2 separate regions of the Mus musculus genome follow, and region 2 is linked to region 1. The links are chromatin loops, found by intact Hi-C in ENCODE. Cell type or tissue: heart. All regions are shown on one strand.

Evidence for each region. Hi-C counts contacts between places; a loop is a spot of excess contacts. Peaks named below come from ENCODE experiments on the same cell type or tissue, not always from the same donor. Only the 100,000 strongest peaks of a DNase experiment are listed, where the experiment ranks them.
Region 2: it touches region 1 in a loop (4-fold over the local background); 10 of 42 quality-filtered maps call a loop at or near these places.

What each region holds. Positions count from the first base shown.
Region 1 is chr12:54,486,355-54,494,354 of GRCm38, forward strand. No RefSeq gene overlaps it. Among named protein-coding and RNA genes, the nearest start is that of Gm36213, 11 kb to the left of the region's middle. In heart, a CTCF peak has its summit at 3,534; no DNase peak of the experiment used is centred here; H3K4me3 peaks cover 264 bases; H3K27me3 peaks cover 1,042 bases.
Region 2 is chr12:54,349,610-54,357,609 of GRCm38, forward strand. It overlaps Gm35895 (a long non-coding RNA gene), which reads left to right and starts at 1,215. Exons shown (of 3, transcript XR_381605.3): 1 at 1,215-1,297; 2 at 3,084-3,277; 3 at 3,535-3,630. In heart, a CTCF peak has its summit at 3,860 (motif pointing left); no DNase peak of the experiment used is centred here; H3K27ac peaks cover 334 bases.

The DNA of each region.
Region 1 (8,000 bases):
GAACAGTATAGCTGGGTCATAGGGTAGTTCTGGGTTTTCTTTTTAAAGAATCTACCATACTTGTTTCCACAGTGGGTACACCAATTTACAGTCCCATTAACAGAGAACAAAGGTTCCTTCCTCTTTCCCTGCATCCTCACCAACATCTGTTCACTGTGGTGGTTTGCATTAGATGTCCCCCATATACCTGTGTGATTGAATACTTGGTCCCCAGTGCTCTAGGAGAATGAGGACTAAGAGGGAGGGAAAACTGTGGGTTTGGGAAGTGGCACTGTTGACCAGACAGAAGGGACAGATGAGGAAGACCGAGAAATCAAGGGTGGCTTCAAGAATCTGGTTTGGAAATGTGGTCAGGGGCTGATAGAATGAATGGGATGAAGGACAGGTAAGGAGTCTGGGATCCAGCTACAATAAAATCATGAGTGAAGTCGGGAAATACACAAACATAGAAGGCACAACAAATTTGGATTCAATAAACAAGTCTGCTTTGGAACAAGTTAAAGTGCCTATCCACTGAACATGCAAGGAAGGCTATCCGATGGGTAACTCTGAAACTCACTGCAGTCATCAGACCTAAAACCTGAACATCACAGGCAGGTAGGCAAAAGTTAAATCATAACATATAAGAGATTAGGCAAAGAGACGGAGAAGAAAGCAGGACTGTTAGTAGAGATGCAAAATCTCCATTATTAGGAGACTGGGGTAGGATTGCAAGTCCAAAGCTGCTTAGACTGCACAGTGAGCTAAAAGCAGCTTTGGTAACCTAGTGAGAGCCTGGGCTAAAAAAAAAACTAGAGACTGGAGAATGGCCCAGAGGAACAGGGTTCGGTTCCCAGCACCCTGAGGCAGCTTACAAACATTCATAACTCCAGTTTCACGAAATCTGATGCCCTCTTTTGATTTCCTTAGGCATGAGGCACGCATGTGGTACACATACATACAGGCAGGCAAAGCATTTGAACAACTAAGTAAAACAAGCTAAAAAGGACAAGGAAGGCTTGGGTATGTCTCCATGGTAGAGTGTCTAGCATGTCTGAGGCCCTGGATTCAATTCCTGTAAGATAAGGAGGAAAAGAGGAAGGTACTTAGACTTAGGAACATATGTTAAATAATATTAGATTACACTTTATTAGATAGTTTTAATTTAAAGGAAGTATTAAGATCTAGTTTTACTTATCAACAAACTAAAATGATTTTAAGGAAAAGGGGGAAAAAGAAGCATCACATAACTGTGGGAATTTTGCCATAAGAGGTTTGTTTGTTTGTTTTAAGTTCTCTAAGAAAAAAATTGTATCAAAAAACCTAAAGTGGTTGGCCATTTCTAAAACTAAGCCTCCTTCTAAAACAGCTGAGGGAGTTAATATCCTCCCAGCCTGACCTACAGCCCATAGTAAACAATGTAACATTCCCTTTCTGCCCTGTTACTAAAGTATCTACTTTAACTAGACCTAATTTTCCCATGCTCACCGCAGCTCTTTCACTATGACTGATCCATTCTTCAGTCTTTCATTTTGATTGACCTCTGACCAGGCTGAAACTTGTCATTGAATAATTATTTTTCCTAAGGTGTGTTGGTTCGTTCTTGAATTTGCTGAAACCTGAGAACGTGGTATCCGTTGTCATTAGATTTAACCAACACTTTGGCTGAGTAGAAGACTTGAGTCACTGAGTTCCTCAGAAATGTGTAGACATTACTTCACTAAATCAAAGTCCAAGAATAGCTGGGTTTTTCCTCTTCATAGGTGACTTGAAAAGCTCATGTCTTTAGCCAAGTGGTAGCAGGGAAACCTATCCCCCCCACATGCGCCACTCCTTTACATTTTGAAGTAGACAAATTTCTTCTATGACAATAATAAAAGTCAACAATTCAAAGCCACAAGTCCTTCTCTGCCTCATTAGACATTCTCATCATTGAAGACTGCTCAGATGTCCTTTTCTAACCCATAAGCCTTCCTCCTCTCACCTTTCCAAGTAGAATTATCTTATTCACGTAACATTTACTACATATGATGAGTTTCCCTGCTAACGACTAGGAAGAGGTCCGGGTTTTCTACAGAGGACGAAAGAAAATAGGTTAAATAATACAGAGTTTTATTTTAGTAGCCAACTTTATCACAGTGCCAACTGAATAGGGACTCAAATGTTGACTGGTCACCTATCTCTTCCAACTTTACCCTGTGAAATTTTGAGAGACTCTGGAGTTAGTATACTTGAACTTCAGCAGGTTTCAGAAGCACCTGGAGGAACAGCTGAACTATAGCCCACTAAGCCCCATATCCCCCGCCTCATGGCTGTGACAACATGGTTGTGGTAAACTTAACAAGGGACGGGTTTATTTTAGCTCATGGGTAAATTGCCCATCATGGCAAGTAAATAACGCCAGCAGGGGCATGAGTCAGCCAATCACACTCTCCTTTGCTTCCATTTAATTCAGCCCGTGAGACAATGCCACCCACATTCAGGGTGGGTCTTTTCCTCCTCAGTTAAACCTCTCTGAAAACATCTTCACAGACACATCCAGATGGATGTGTCAATGGAGAGATGACTCAAAGGTTAGTGGCAGTTTCTGCTCTTCCAGAGAACCTGAGTCTAATTCCCAGCACCCACATGGTGGCTCACAACCATATGTTGTGTTACATAAATACCTGGAGACACACATACACACATCATCATCATCTATAAATAACCCAGTAGTATGTCTCATAGGTGATTCCTAATAGAGTTAAGTGGACAGTAATGATAAACCAACACAGGTATGGCTCAAGAATTTTCTTCTCTAACAAGTGCTACGCTGGTGCTGTTTGATCCAGGCTGAGAACCAGAGAGTTAGAGTACTTTAGAAATGTAAGAAGATGGACGTGTTCTTGGAAAACAAGAGAAATCAAGGTTCAGATTAGGACTTTCCATATAGCCCCAAAGTCATCAAAATTCGTCTTGAGAAACATAAACCTAACACAAACAACTATTAGCCTATGTTCCCCCTAAGCAAAGATATCTGATGTGTCTCTTAGCTCCTTTTTATTCACTGGCCACTCATGAACAAGAGCCTTTAATCAAGACCCTCTACCCTGAATGATCATCACTCTTTAATTCCGTGGTTCAAGTATGAACCCAGAGGAATTTTGTGTGCCTTAGACCAAATTCTCCTTCAAGATAAAACAATTACAATTATATATATTTTAAATTCGTGTTTCTCTTGTTTTTTCTGTTTCTCGGGCTTTCCATTCTCTCTGCCTGCCCTCTCTCCGCCCATGAGGTAAGAGAACAGTGATTCTTGGATTAAGACTTGACAAACCACCAATAGTTACATATTCCTTGCCACCACAAGCCTTTCCACTTGTCACTGAAAACGGTGGTCACCAACCCCACCCACTCCTAGCCTGCCTCCCGTACAGAAGCCTCCACGTGGTGATTGTTGTACCCCTTTTCATAAATGGTGTTACTATATAGTGTCTTTGAGCACTGTGATTTCCTTAAGTTTTTCTGCGGACTTTGAGGTGACTAAAGTTGCATTGTAGCTCCACCTAGAGCCTGCTGCTGGTAAGACCTAGGACCCAGAGCAGACGGATGCGGGACACTCACTTCCAGTAAGTAGTAGGCTTAATGAAAACTCAGCTCTCCGGGATTCAAATGGACTGCAAGGCTATAAGAAATTGCTCAGCGTTAGGTCAAAGAGGCCTTCCCTCTGGACCTGTGACTTGATAACTCTCATTTTAAATAGTGTCATCGGCTTGGATTTTGGCTTCACGTTAGGATTTTAACTCTGGAGACACAGTCTTTTCGAAAGCATTTCGATAGGGAAGGAGCCTGGAGGGAGGAAGTTCAGCAGCTGACAGACCTTTTGGCTCTACCTCAGCTGCGTGGAGATCTGCGACCTGAAAAATCAGCGTGGCCTGGCCCAGGGCCGGTTGCAATGGAATGTGCATGTGCCCGAGAGTCCATTAGTCTCATTTAATGTGTGTGTGTGTGTGTGTGTGTGTGTGTGTGTGTGTGTGTGTGTGTGTTTTCCCCTAGCGGATAAATGTGAGCATCAAACACCCTGGCTTTTTTACAACACAAAAATCACAGGTCAGTGCCTTCCATGAGACCTGTTTGATAACAGGGAACAAGGAAGCAACGTTGGAGGACACTCAGACCCAGGAGGGTGAGCAGAGTGTTTGGGCAGAGCCAGGGGTTTGTCCCTGTAATTTAAGTATTAAATTAACTCTCTCTCCTGCTTGGGAAGAGAAATCAACACATTGCTGCAAGCCTCCTGCCAGCAGCAGCCTGCACCAAAGCTGCCCTAGGTCCCTACCACCAAGTTCTTTCATGGAAGGCTAGTCTTCACCCACCATTAAATAGACCAGGGTGGATTTTAAAGCACAAGGAATTCACATACCTTTCTCTTGACTATTTATATCAAGAGGTACAAAAGCTGAGCCATGCAAATGATGGGACCCCCTTCGTAAAGGTCCACAAATGTTGTCTGCTATGCTCCTTGGGACTGTTCCAGCTTCTGCATTTCCTAGGCCTCCCAGTGTGGCTTTTCTGTAAATTCCATGAGTCCTGTGCCCCAAATCATCTGAAATTGTTCCTTAGTAGTCAAACTGCTGACCACAAAGCCAGGGACGTTAAAGAAACAACCGGACCATCTCCCCAGAAGAGAGGTGAGAAGGGCAAATGAAGAAGACCTGGCTTGCATCTGACTGTGAAGGAGTAAAGTCTAGGATCAGTCAGGTCAGAGGGAGGCCCCAAAGTTCAGTCACGCCAACCGCATGAGCATATGAAGGAGTGCAGAGCCACAGCCCTGGCGGAGTGTAGAGCAAGCATTCCACATGAATCAGGAGCTTCTTTGGGAACTATCTCCAGATGAGCCAAATGGTTCAACAAGGCCTATGAATCCTTCAGTCCATGCTGCTCTGTGCCATCCCAGCCCTCCAGACATGCCTTACACACTCGTTTCTAACATCCCATCCCAAGAGGAGACATAGGCAGCATCTACCCTGCCTCCTAAGGTCTCAAAGGACAAACCAACTCAGTTACTGAGCTAGCTTATGGAGCACAATGGGGTGCTAACTTAAGCACATTTCCCCTTCCCTAGCCTTTCCCAGCCTAGAGACACCAGCCCCTCCTTGAGGCCAAGTGCTCTTGGAGAAGGGCTGCAAACAGTGGGTGACTGGAAGCAGCTAGGTATTCAGATGACCATCACAGGCTGAGCAGCACCCTTCCCACCCCTTTATGAGGGGTTGTAAACCATCCACGATCCCAGCAGCGGGGACAATCTTTTGCAAGTAGGAACAGCTGAACCCCTTAGATGACAGCTGTTTGGCTAGGAGAATAGTCCTGTACAGGTATGTGCATGCAACTGCGTGTGCGTGCGCACACACAAATACACACACACACACACACACACACACAAACACACTGGAGCCTAGTTTCTCAGCATGGCCACCAGACTGTAAGTTAGATGAGGATCTGGGCTGCTGCTTTTTTTTTGGGGGGGGGTGGTTGGTACGTGGGTATGGGATATTTTATTAATGAGTCTCACTGTCTAACCCTGGTGGTCCTGGAACTTAAAGAGTTCTGCCTGCTTCTTCCCCCTTAATGCTAGCACAATGTTTCTCAACCTGTGGCTCATGACCTTTTTGAGGGCTGCATCTCAAAGTCCTGCATCTCAGATATTTACACTGCGATTCATAACAGTAGCAAATGTGTAGTTAAGAAGTAGCAACAAGATACTTTTATGATTGGGGGTCACCACAACATGAGGAACTGTAGTAAAGGTTGAGAATAGCTGTGCTCAGATAACAGATGTCCACTACCTCATCTGGCAGTTACCAAATTTCTTGATGTAGACTTTGAATCCAGCTTCACCATCCTCAGGAGATGAGGCCAATGCGTTCCCAGGTTGCCAACCCCTGGGCTGTGCCAAGCCTCCCAGCTCTGAACTCTTTCTGTGGAAATGCAGACGATGAGACACTGATGTGGAAACCCATTCTTAAATGTGTCCCTTTAACACACGAGCATAGGAAAGAACAGGAAAACAAGAAATGAATAAATGGAGACTAGAGAAGAACGTGGAAGGAAAAAGGAAATTAAAGGCTGTACATTCCAGGAACTCAGAGAACAGACCTGTGTCCCAGGGGCTGCAGCTGTGCTAGGCACAGGTTTCTCAGGAAATGTTAATTGAATGAAAAACACAGAGAAGAAAAATTGACACAGGATCAAGGTGGGAGAAGACGCCCTGGAAGCATCTTTACCCAGATCCCCTGGATCTTCCACACAGCTTGGGGCTATCCTCCAGCCCCTGAGAACCTGCAGACAGGGAAGGGGAAGGGGGGGAGGGCTGCGGGGCAGAGTAAGGTTGCTGTGCAGTGCACTGCACCACTTGTCTGAAGCACAAGTCCTGGTCGATCTCCTCCTCCTCCTTCACCCTTAAAAACACCCGTCTTGATGCAGGGAAGAGTCACTGGTTTCATTTGAAACCGTTCCCAAACAGGATATAGAGTCTCCAACAGCTCCTGGGCCCTTGGCAATCGCCATGAGCAGGTGTTTCAGGAAAGTGCTGAGGAGCACGTACTGTGTAAAGAGCCAGGGCGAACTGGGTGGAGGCCAGGAGAGCAGCCCAAGGCAGAGGCACTGTGGAGACCAGCCTGAGCCTCCTCTGGCTTCCAGGGATTTGCGCTCTTTCCTCCTGCCTCCTCTGCCCTCTCGCAGCCCCCTCCCCCACCCCCAATCGGTGACGTGATAGAAATTGGGAAATTCCTTTTGTTATTTCTATAACCAGTAAGATTCCCACCAAAATCAAAATCCAGGCCTCAAAGGAAGAAAAATAACCTACAGTGAGCAAAATGGAAACGGGAGGAATGAGGAAGGCCTGTGGTAACAACATAAAACAGGAAGGCATTACACTGACACAAGCCAAAGCAAACACACAGGACTGGGGCTGCTGAGTACAAGTTCATAGGTTAAAAAATATATAAAAAAATAAAAGTGTGCACACATTAGAAGCCAAGCTCCTAGAGGTAAAGTGGAAACAAGTTGTCCTCTCATTACAACCCCAGGGACTTTATAAGCAGCCCTGGACAAGTCAGACATTCCTGGGTACACGCCCAAGGGAAACAAAAATCTCCATCTAAATAAAAATGTATGCGTAGATATTAGAGCCAAATGATTCACGAAAGCTAGACCGTGGGGACAAAGATCTATGGTGTGATGACTGGATTGTACCCTGGAATAGCCTCTTCCTCATTCCTCAGAAAGAGAATGGAGCGTTGACACACACTATGATGCCAAAGAAACTGAAGAGCATCTCGCTAAGTGAAAAAAGGCAGGCACCACAGTGGGCTGTAGGCTGCGTGACCCCTTTGTTTTCAATGCAGGTTCGTGTTCTCCCTTCAGGACGGAAACAAAGAATTTATTTTTATAAACATAGTGTATGGAATGGTGGGGTGAGGTAATGGTGGCGTGGTTGGAAGGCTCTAAAATCGACTGTGGTGATGGATGGTTGTTCACCCTGTGAGTGCGCTGAACACCACTAATCACACGCTTTAAGTGACGGGGCTGTACGGACTGTGACTGTGAAAAGAAAAGAGCGGTTTCCTGAGCAGGAGGGATGGTGGGCGTGTGGTTAGGAAGGTTAGGAGGCAGCTCATTCAGTCCTGCACATAGGAAGGCCTTCTCCATATTCCTTTCTAGCCTTACCATCACCTCAAGACTCCTGCTGCAACACCTCTCAGAGGATCCTAGTAGTGAGGGACCCTACCCGCTTTGTTTTCATGACATGCATAACTGATAAGTGCTTAAAATAGTCTTTCTAGATAAATGTATAGTTACAGGTTAGAGTCATAGGAACTTGGAATACTTTATCTGAGACCACAGAGGTATTACCTGAAGTCAAAATATAGGGCCTAAAATATAAAATATATCCTATACTTTCCTCCCTCCCTCTCATCCCCCACCAGTTCCTCTGTCCAACCCAGCAGGGCCATCCCAACACAAATGAGCAGGGCAGGGAGGGG
Region 2 (8,000 bases), 140 kb before region 1:
TGACTCAGCACTCTGAGAGATGAGCCCTGTCTGTGCTCCTTCCATAGCAGAGGATTAGGAGAGTCCGACAGAGGCCCCAACTGACTCTCAGCCACTGTCTGGCCACTGTCTGCTTCTCTTATGGTCTTGCAACCTCCTGAGAATGAAGATTTTTTTTGAGTCTGACTTTCTCTGAGTAGACAATGCTATATGATGTACTGAAGTACACACATTCTATACTTTCAAATGCCTCTCATATAGGAGACCCTAATGGGCTCAGCTCTAACCCAGGAAACCAGTCCCAGTCTGTCTGGGAAAAGAAGATTATTACAGAGCTAGTCAGATGTACAGACGTAGCCATGGGCATGAGCAGGAGAAGCAGGACAACTCCTAAAACTATTCTCTTTCATAAAAGTAACTTTAAGGAAAAAATATTGAAAAGAGAATACACAGAGTGAGCATTCTATGTCACAGGCCTGGACATCATAATTCCTTCTGTGAAGTACCGGGAAGTAACATAACCTAAGGGAAACAAAATGTCTCCAAACTATACTTCTACAGTTCTTTCTAAATTTAAACACGAATCATATCTTCTCTCCCTGTGCACAGCAGAAAGAGACAATAGGAGCTGCCAAAGCACTGTGTAAGTGATAGACCCCATGTCAGAGCGAGATATCACTGAAGCCCACTCTCAAGACCATATGACCCCCACAGAGAGAGAGAGACAGAGACAGAGACAGGGAGAGGGAGGGAGACAGAGTAATACAGAGATAGAAAGAGAGAGACATAAAGAATGACACAGAGAGAGACGGGGGTGGGGGGTGGGGGGAGGGAGAGAGAAAGGGAGAGAACATAGACACACAGTGCCTTTGCTTACCCAGAAAGATAAATGGCAGCCCAGTTAGTTGCCCAGCAACCAGTCCCTCCACCTCATTCCATATTGGCTGGATTCCCAGAGAACCAAAGATCTTTCTGGGTACTAGTAAGAACTTATTTCCACCAATATTTACTTCTTTAGTTTACCATGGAAAAAAATGACTAAGAGACACTAGGGTCCTTGTTTGGGAATGATAAGTGGTAGCTAGAGACTGATACTGAAAAACTCCGTATGAGTAGAAAGAAACATACGTGAATGGATGGAGCATTCAGACAGGGCAAGTGACCGTGATGAAGACAAAGTCAACACATTCATACTTCTGTTCTGTTGGACATTAAGGGCAAAGGTTTCCGGCAGAGGTACCTCAGAAGGAGCACATTACAGTTTGAATTTGAAATGTTTCCCCAAAGCTCATGTGTTCAGAGGTCAAGCCTTTGGAAGGTGAGTACACTGAGAAGATTCTAACCTCATCAATGGGTTAATCCATTGATAGGACCATGGCTTAATAGGCTACTGAGAGTTGATGGAAACTTCTGAAAGTGGGGTCTAATTAGAGGAATTAGGTCACAGACATATGCCCACAAAGGTCATATCCTTATACCTGGCTTATTTGTTTCTCCTTCCTCCCTTTTCTTTTTCCTTCCTTCCTTGCTTCCTCCCTTTCCCCTTTCCTTCCCTCCTTCCTTCTTTCTTCCCTCCCTCCCTCCCTTCCTCCCTCCCTTCCTCCCTCCCTCCCTCCCTCCCTCCCTTCCTTCTTCCCTTCCCTTCCCCTTCCCCTTCCTTCCTTCCTTCCTTCCTTCCTTCCTTCCTTCCTTCCTCCTCTTTTCATTTCTTCTTGGCCACCTCAAAGCAGAGGTCCTGTTGTGACCTATAGAAAACCTTTGGCCCACAGTTATGGCAACGAAGTCAACAGAATAATACATTCTGTAGTAATAGTGACGAAGTTAGCGTTTCCTTGCAGATCCTAGTAATTACACCCTCTTGTTCCTTTCCCAAATGCATGCAGTCCTGCCCTAGGATTGGTGTGTGTGTGTGTGTGTGTGTGTGTGTGTGTGTGTGTGTGTGTGTGTTAGCATATGCAGGAGGTGCAATTCTTATTGGAGGTACAGCTGCCTGTGTGTTAATTCTAAAGGTTGTGACATTTCCAAGGTAAGTGGCCCACACTCCTTTAAGTAACTAAGAGACCCTAATTTACTTGTTCACCAGCCTGGGCTTGGATGAAATTCTTTTCTGGTCTGGTCTGTCAGCTCCCTATCTGGGGCAAATATAATGTTTCTTTACTTTGCCCCAAGAAAAGTCACACCACCCTGAGGTGAGTGGTTTTGCTCTACCAAGTGGTTCCCACCATGATATCTGTGTCACCTTGACTTTCAGAGCCCCCTCATCATAAACTTAAATCTCTAAAATCATGGGCCAAAAGGAATAAATAAATAAATAAATAAATAAATGGATAAATAGATAAATATCTAATTTTAAGTTGTTTATCTCAATTACTTTGTCACAGTGGCACAAACTTAACATAGCATGGTATAAACCGACCTGTCTGGCAGGAATGAACACCTGCTACAGACACATTGGCACTTCCTTCTTCATCAGACTGTTGAAAGAATGGACCCCAAGAAACTGCAATGTCCCCAGGAACCTCTGTACTGGGAGAGGAAATGTCTGAAATTGAGGGCATCCAAAGGAAGAACTTGTTTCCAGAAGAAAAAAATGCACAGGTCAGGTGACCTTGTAAGACAGACTGACCTTCAGGAGAGGCTCAAGGAGGTGGGGGGAGGGGACCACATCTCGGAGACTGTTTCATTACGCATATCTCTTGCTTTCTACTTAAACTTGTCAGAACCCCCAAGACAGACTCAGAGAAGTCATTAAGACTCTTTGTCCAGGCAGTGGTAGCGCATGTCTTTAATCCCAGCACTTGGGAGGCAGAGGCAGGAGGATCTCTGAGTTTGAGGCCAGCCTGGTCTATGGAGTAAGATCCAGGACAACCAGTGCTACACAGAGAAACCCTGTCTTGAATTTAAAAAAAAAGACTCTTTGCCCCTCTTCCCGATATGGCCACATTGACTAAGTGTCCTCTTTCTGCTTCTCACTATTAATTTGGCTCCTCTAATCAGCTTATTGAAGATGGGTGGCCAAGCCTGACTTGTTGGTTACACACGATATGATACCCGAGTTCAACAACAACAGAACTTCTCATGAGGAAATTATCCTTCCACCCCAGGCCACCATGTCTCCCCACTTCTCAGCCTGACAAATGTTCCCAGCCAGCCCAGGAAGTCCTGCCTTCTCCAGCTCTCTTCTGGGACACACACGGACTCTTCTGACATTTCCAGGCACCTATTACAACCCAGTCACCATGCCAGTCCCTGGAGCTAGAGATGCCAGACATAGCCTACATGCCAGGCCCTGGAGAAGGTAGGGTCTGCTCTCTGCTTTGAGATCCACAGTCCCTTCATTTCCATTTTGAGATCTTACCCTAGGGCAAGACCTGTGGCTCAAACACTCAACCCTTCCAATTCCCAGCGCACTGTGCTTTTTTCTTTCCTTTTCTTTCTTTTTCTTTTCTTTTTTTCATTTTCTCTTTCTTTTTCTGCTGCAGCCGCCTTACCTTCCAGGAAGCCTTTGGTTTAGAATAATATTTACATGTATTTGCATTTCTTTTGTACACACAGATGGGGGGATGGTCATGGCGGAGAGTTTTGCTTAGAAATGAAACCGCTTCCTGGGCCGGTACACAAAATGCTATTCCAATTGCCAATTTCAAATCCTGAAGCAACTCAGTTCAGCTCAAATCCAGGTGATTTCTCTCACGCTCCCTCAGTCCCAAAGCCCCCGCCCCTGCTTTTTCCATGGCTGCTTTGTCATTCTCCACATAAGGCAGGGGTGGGCAAGCTCTATTTGTTTTGGTCTTATACAAACTGGAAATGTTTCCTCCTGCAATCTTTCATGGTTTTTAGTCATTTTTAGAGAACTCTGTGGGCACCCTCTGGTGGCTGACTAGAATTTTTGCCTACAAAAATCAAGAGTTTGACTGAGATGGCTTAATCTCACTAACAGTCCTGATCTTTGGCTTTCCGTGGAACAGCGTGAGTTTCTCTGAGAAGTTAGTTCATCGCATGAAGCATGAGAGACAAGCATGCAGCAGTTGGTTTGAAACCCGCTGAGGAGAAAGGTGCCGTACAAAAAAATGCTAGCGCTAGGTGCTGCCATGGCTTGTAGGTTGCAGTGTTGCCAGGCCAGCCTGGGTACATGGGATGAAAGGTGACCTTCTGTGGGCTCTTGGAAGACTTAGCTTCCACAGGAAACACATGCACAGCACGCAGAGCACACACACACACACACACACACACACACACACATGCTCCCTGGGTGACAGCTGTGATGGACGGTAACAACGGAACAATGGCTGACTCCTTTTTTGTTTAAAACCAAAAGAGAATTAAGTCAAGCCAAAGAATGATATAAGGGAGGTTGGGAGGTCAGCGGAACTGGAAAGGTCCCAGGAGAAGGGTAAATCAGGAAGACTAACGCTTGACTTCCTTAGACCTGCTCAAGAGAGCAGCGGCTTTTGAAAACCCCTCAGGTCTTTGGAGAATCCTTGGGGTGGCTGGGGAGGTCGAAACTAGCTTTCGGGAAGAATTATGCGGCCCTCCTACCTGATCTCTCATGCCCTTGAGCCCTGAAACCCTGGGGGTTTGATAAGTACTGCAGCTTTGTCAACAAAGACATCAGCTTCGTTTCCTTAACTCTTTCCCAAAGATTTAATTAGTCTCAGGATATTCACCGGAGTCAGTTAATGTCACCTTCATATTGTGAGCAGAGGTGCACAGGGGTTAAACATGAGTGTGACTTCAGGGACTCTAGGAGGCAGCTCCACTGCCCTGGTGCCCCGGAATCTCCCCTGCCGTGGCCTCAGTTCTCAGTTACCACCCATCATGCACTTTGTCCCTCTGCACAAGCGGCAGAAGTGAAAGCCAGCAGGACAAGGTTTCATGGAAGGGCACTCTGGGAGAAGCAATGTCCCAGCAGGCCCTAGAAGCCAGAAAGACAGCCCAGCTGTTCAGATCCCAGACCACACAGTCTTTAGGCCTCGCAGCATCTTTTACCTGCAGACAAAGAGGCATTGTCTACCAGGACAACTTCCTTAAGGAAATTATTTTCATGTGCTCTGTTTCACAGCCAGAGCCCAGGGCAAAAAGGAAGTCCCAGTTCCAGCAAGCTGTCAGTCACGCTGCTCCCGCTCCCAGGATTGGGGTAACAGCTACTTCTCAGCCAGGATGCATTTGAGAGTGCTGTGTGCGAGGGTGGAACAATGTCTTGGGTGGGTATTCCAGAAGCTGAGGTATGATGACTGAGCAACAATGGCACCGTGACCACACCTGTGGGAGCAGACGAAGCTTAGCCGCCCTCAGAGACACCCTGAAATCCACTGAGCTGAACCCGGTGAAACCTCTCCTTCACTTTCTGTCTCTGGTCTGTGCTTCCAGTAAAATGAAAATATCATTTCATGGCTGTTGTGGACCACACTCAATCTGGGCTGTATCGACCATCATGCTAATTGCAGCCAACAATACTTGCTGAGTACAGGCATCACCTTTTATACAGATTAGATTAACTTACTCATTTTCATGACAACCAAATGTTCCCCATTTTAAAAAAAAAAAGGATACCAAGCAAGGAAGTGAAATGCCTGGCCCCACTTGGGATGATGGTGGTTAAACATGAGTTCATTCAGGGTTCATTCAGGCTGATGGGCACCAGGCCCTGAGCTCTTCACAACCACTGCTGCTATTCCTTGAAGCCCTGTGTGGCAAGCTCAGTTACCCTTTGCAGAAGCCTGCATATGGTATGTGCTGTAATCATTCCCAGCTAGTGATGAGACCATAGAGAAAGTAAACAAGACTACACTGCTAGCAGAGGGAGAGACAGAGTAAAGCCAGTGTTTTCAGTCCTTGGACCTGAGGGCAGGCAGTTAAGAGCACTTGCTGCGCTTTGAGAGAAGCAGAGTTTAATCCCCAGCAGCCATGTGAGGCAGCTCTCAGCCACCTGTAACTCCAGCTCCAGGGGATCTGACATCCTCCCCAGGCCTCTGAGGGCACACAGTCACATTCTTACAGACACATAGACACACACACACACGTAGATAAAATAAAAATAAATCTCAACTAGTAAATAGTACAGAGGGACTCTGGTATCTACATGCAAAAGATGAACTGCTAGATGTAGGCTACAAAAATCAACTCAAATGGAAGAAAACATACAGGAAATGCCACAGGACATTAGAATACACAAGGACAAGAGTTCAGAGGCACATGGAGAAACTCAACCATCCCATACGAAAAGGTGTCTGCCCAAAAAGCCATCAACTGTCAAAATGAAGAAAATCTCTAGAATGGGAAAGGATGCTTGTAAGCTCTGTGCCTGAAAGGGAGTTCAAGCCCACAATAGTTAGAGAATTTTAAAATCTCAAGAGCAGTCACAATTGGTCACAATGCAGAGGGTCAGTGGCTGGACAGTGCTCAACCACAAACAGGATATCTATTCCACAAACTGTTACCTGCGGCTTAGGGATCATTGTGGAAAAGGGGGCAGGGAGGACCACAGTGAAACGGTGTCTCCTGAGAGTAACAGGACCACCACCCTCATGAGCTCACAGCAGCTGTGGTTGCTTACACAAGACCTGCTCAAGATCAATACAGGCTACAGTCTAGCATGGACGGAAGCTTAAGGAGCTCATGAACTCTCATCCCTGATGGAGAGGCTATGGACAATGGATGGCTTCGAGGAGGGTGAATGCCAGCTTTCCTTAAGGGTGTGGCTCCTGTAGACTTCTCCAGTGGATGGTCCTACACTCACAAGTACATGCACAGTACCAGCCAGAGTCGGTGCGCTGTTGACTAAAAGAAACAGAGGTTAAGAGTGGGAGTAGGAGTAGGAAGCTGGGCATGAACTGGGGAGGATTTAAGAGTAAGAACTCAAGAGTGAATAGTATAAAAACATATTGTATAAAATTCTTGAAAAATTAATAGAAATACTTTTAAAAAAGAGAACAAAACAAGAAATAACCCAATTAAAACCAAGCAACAAACCTAAATAATCATTTATCAAAATAAGACATGCAAAAAAATCAGCAGGTACACAGAAAAAAAAATTGCTAGCACAAATCAGGGAAATACAATTTAAAGCCACAGTGAGAGATCAAGTCACTCTGGTAAAATGGTAATTATCCAAAAGGCCCAAAGTGGGAAGTACTAGTGAGGGTGTGGAGAAAGGGCTCCCCATGCACTGTTGGTGGGGATGTGAATCAGGATGGATTGTTAGTCCCTTAAAATACTAAAAGTACAACTCCCGAGTGACCCACAAGTACTAAAAGTACAAGTCCTGCGAGACCCACAAATCCCATTACTGAGGATGTACACATCCAAAGAAGTAATGTCGGCTTGTCTGAGACAATCTGCACACCCATGTTCACAGGGCTAGTCACAAAAGCCAAGATATAGAGTCACTCTAAGCATACAAATGATATATGATAAAGAATAAGTCACACATACACATGCATGCACATACACGCATGCGTGCACATGCTGGAATATTATTAAGCGGGGGGGGGGGGAGGGAGAAACTCTGTTGTTTGTGGCAATGTGAATGGAAATGGAGATCACTGTGTTGAAAAAAATAACAAAACAAAACAAAAAACAAGCTTAGAGTACAGAAAGACAATGCCCTGGTCATTCACATGCAGGACCTCAGAGGTTGATCTCTTACAAGTCTCGAGGAGAAGGATTTCGGTTAACAGAGAGCGGTGGAAGTGGTAGGAAGGCGGCACGCAGAGAGGTTGACTGATAGGGAGGAAGTTGCAGTGGATAAATGTGAGAAGCTCTAGAGATGATAATGATAATTATGTGTTGTTATACCTTTAAAATCTACAAAGATTCTGAGTGAAGCAGACATGTTAATATGATTTAAACACAGCACTGTCTACATATATTAAAATATCACGTAATGCTGGGGCTGTCACAGTCAGCAGAGTGACAGGCACTGAGTCCTAGGTTCCCTCCTGGCACCACATTCAGGAGATGGAGCAAGAGGATCAGAAGTTTCAGGGCTATTTACATAGACATTTGGGGACTGGCCTAGA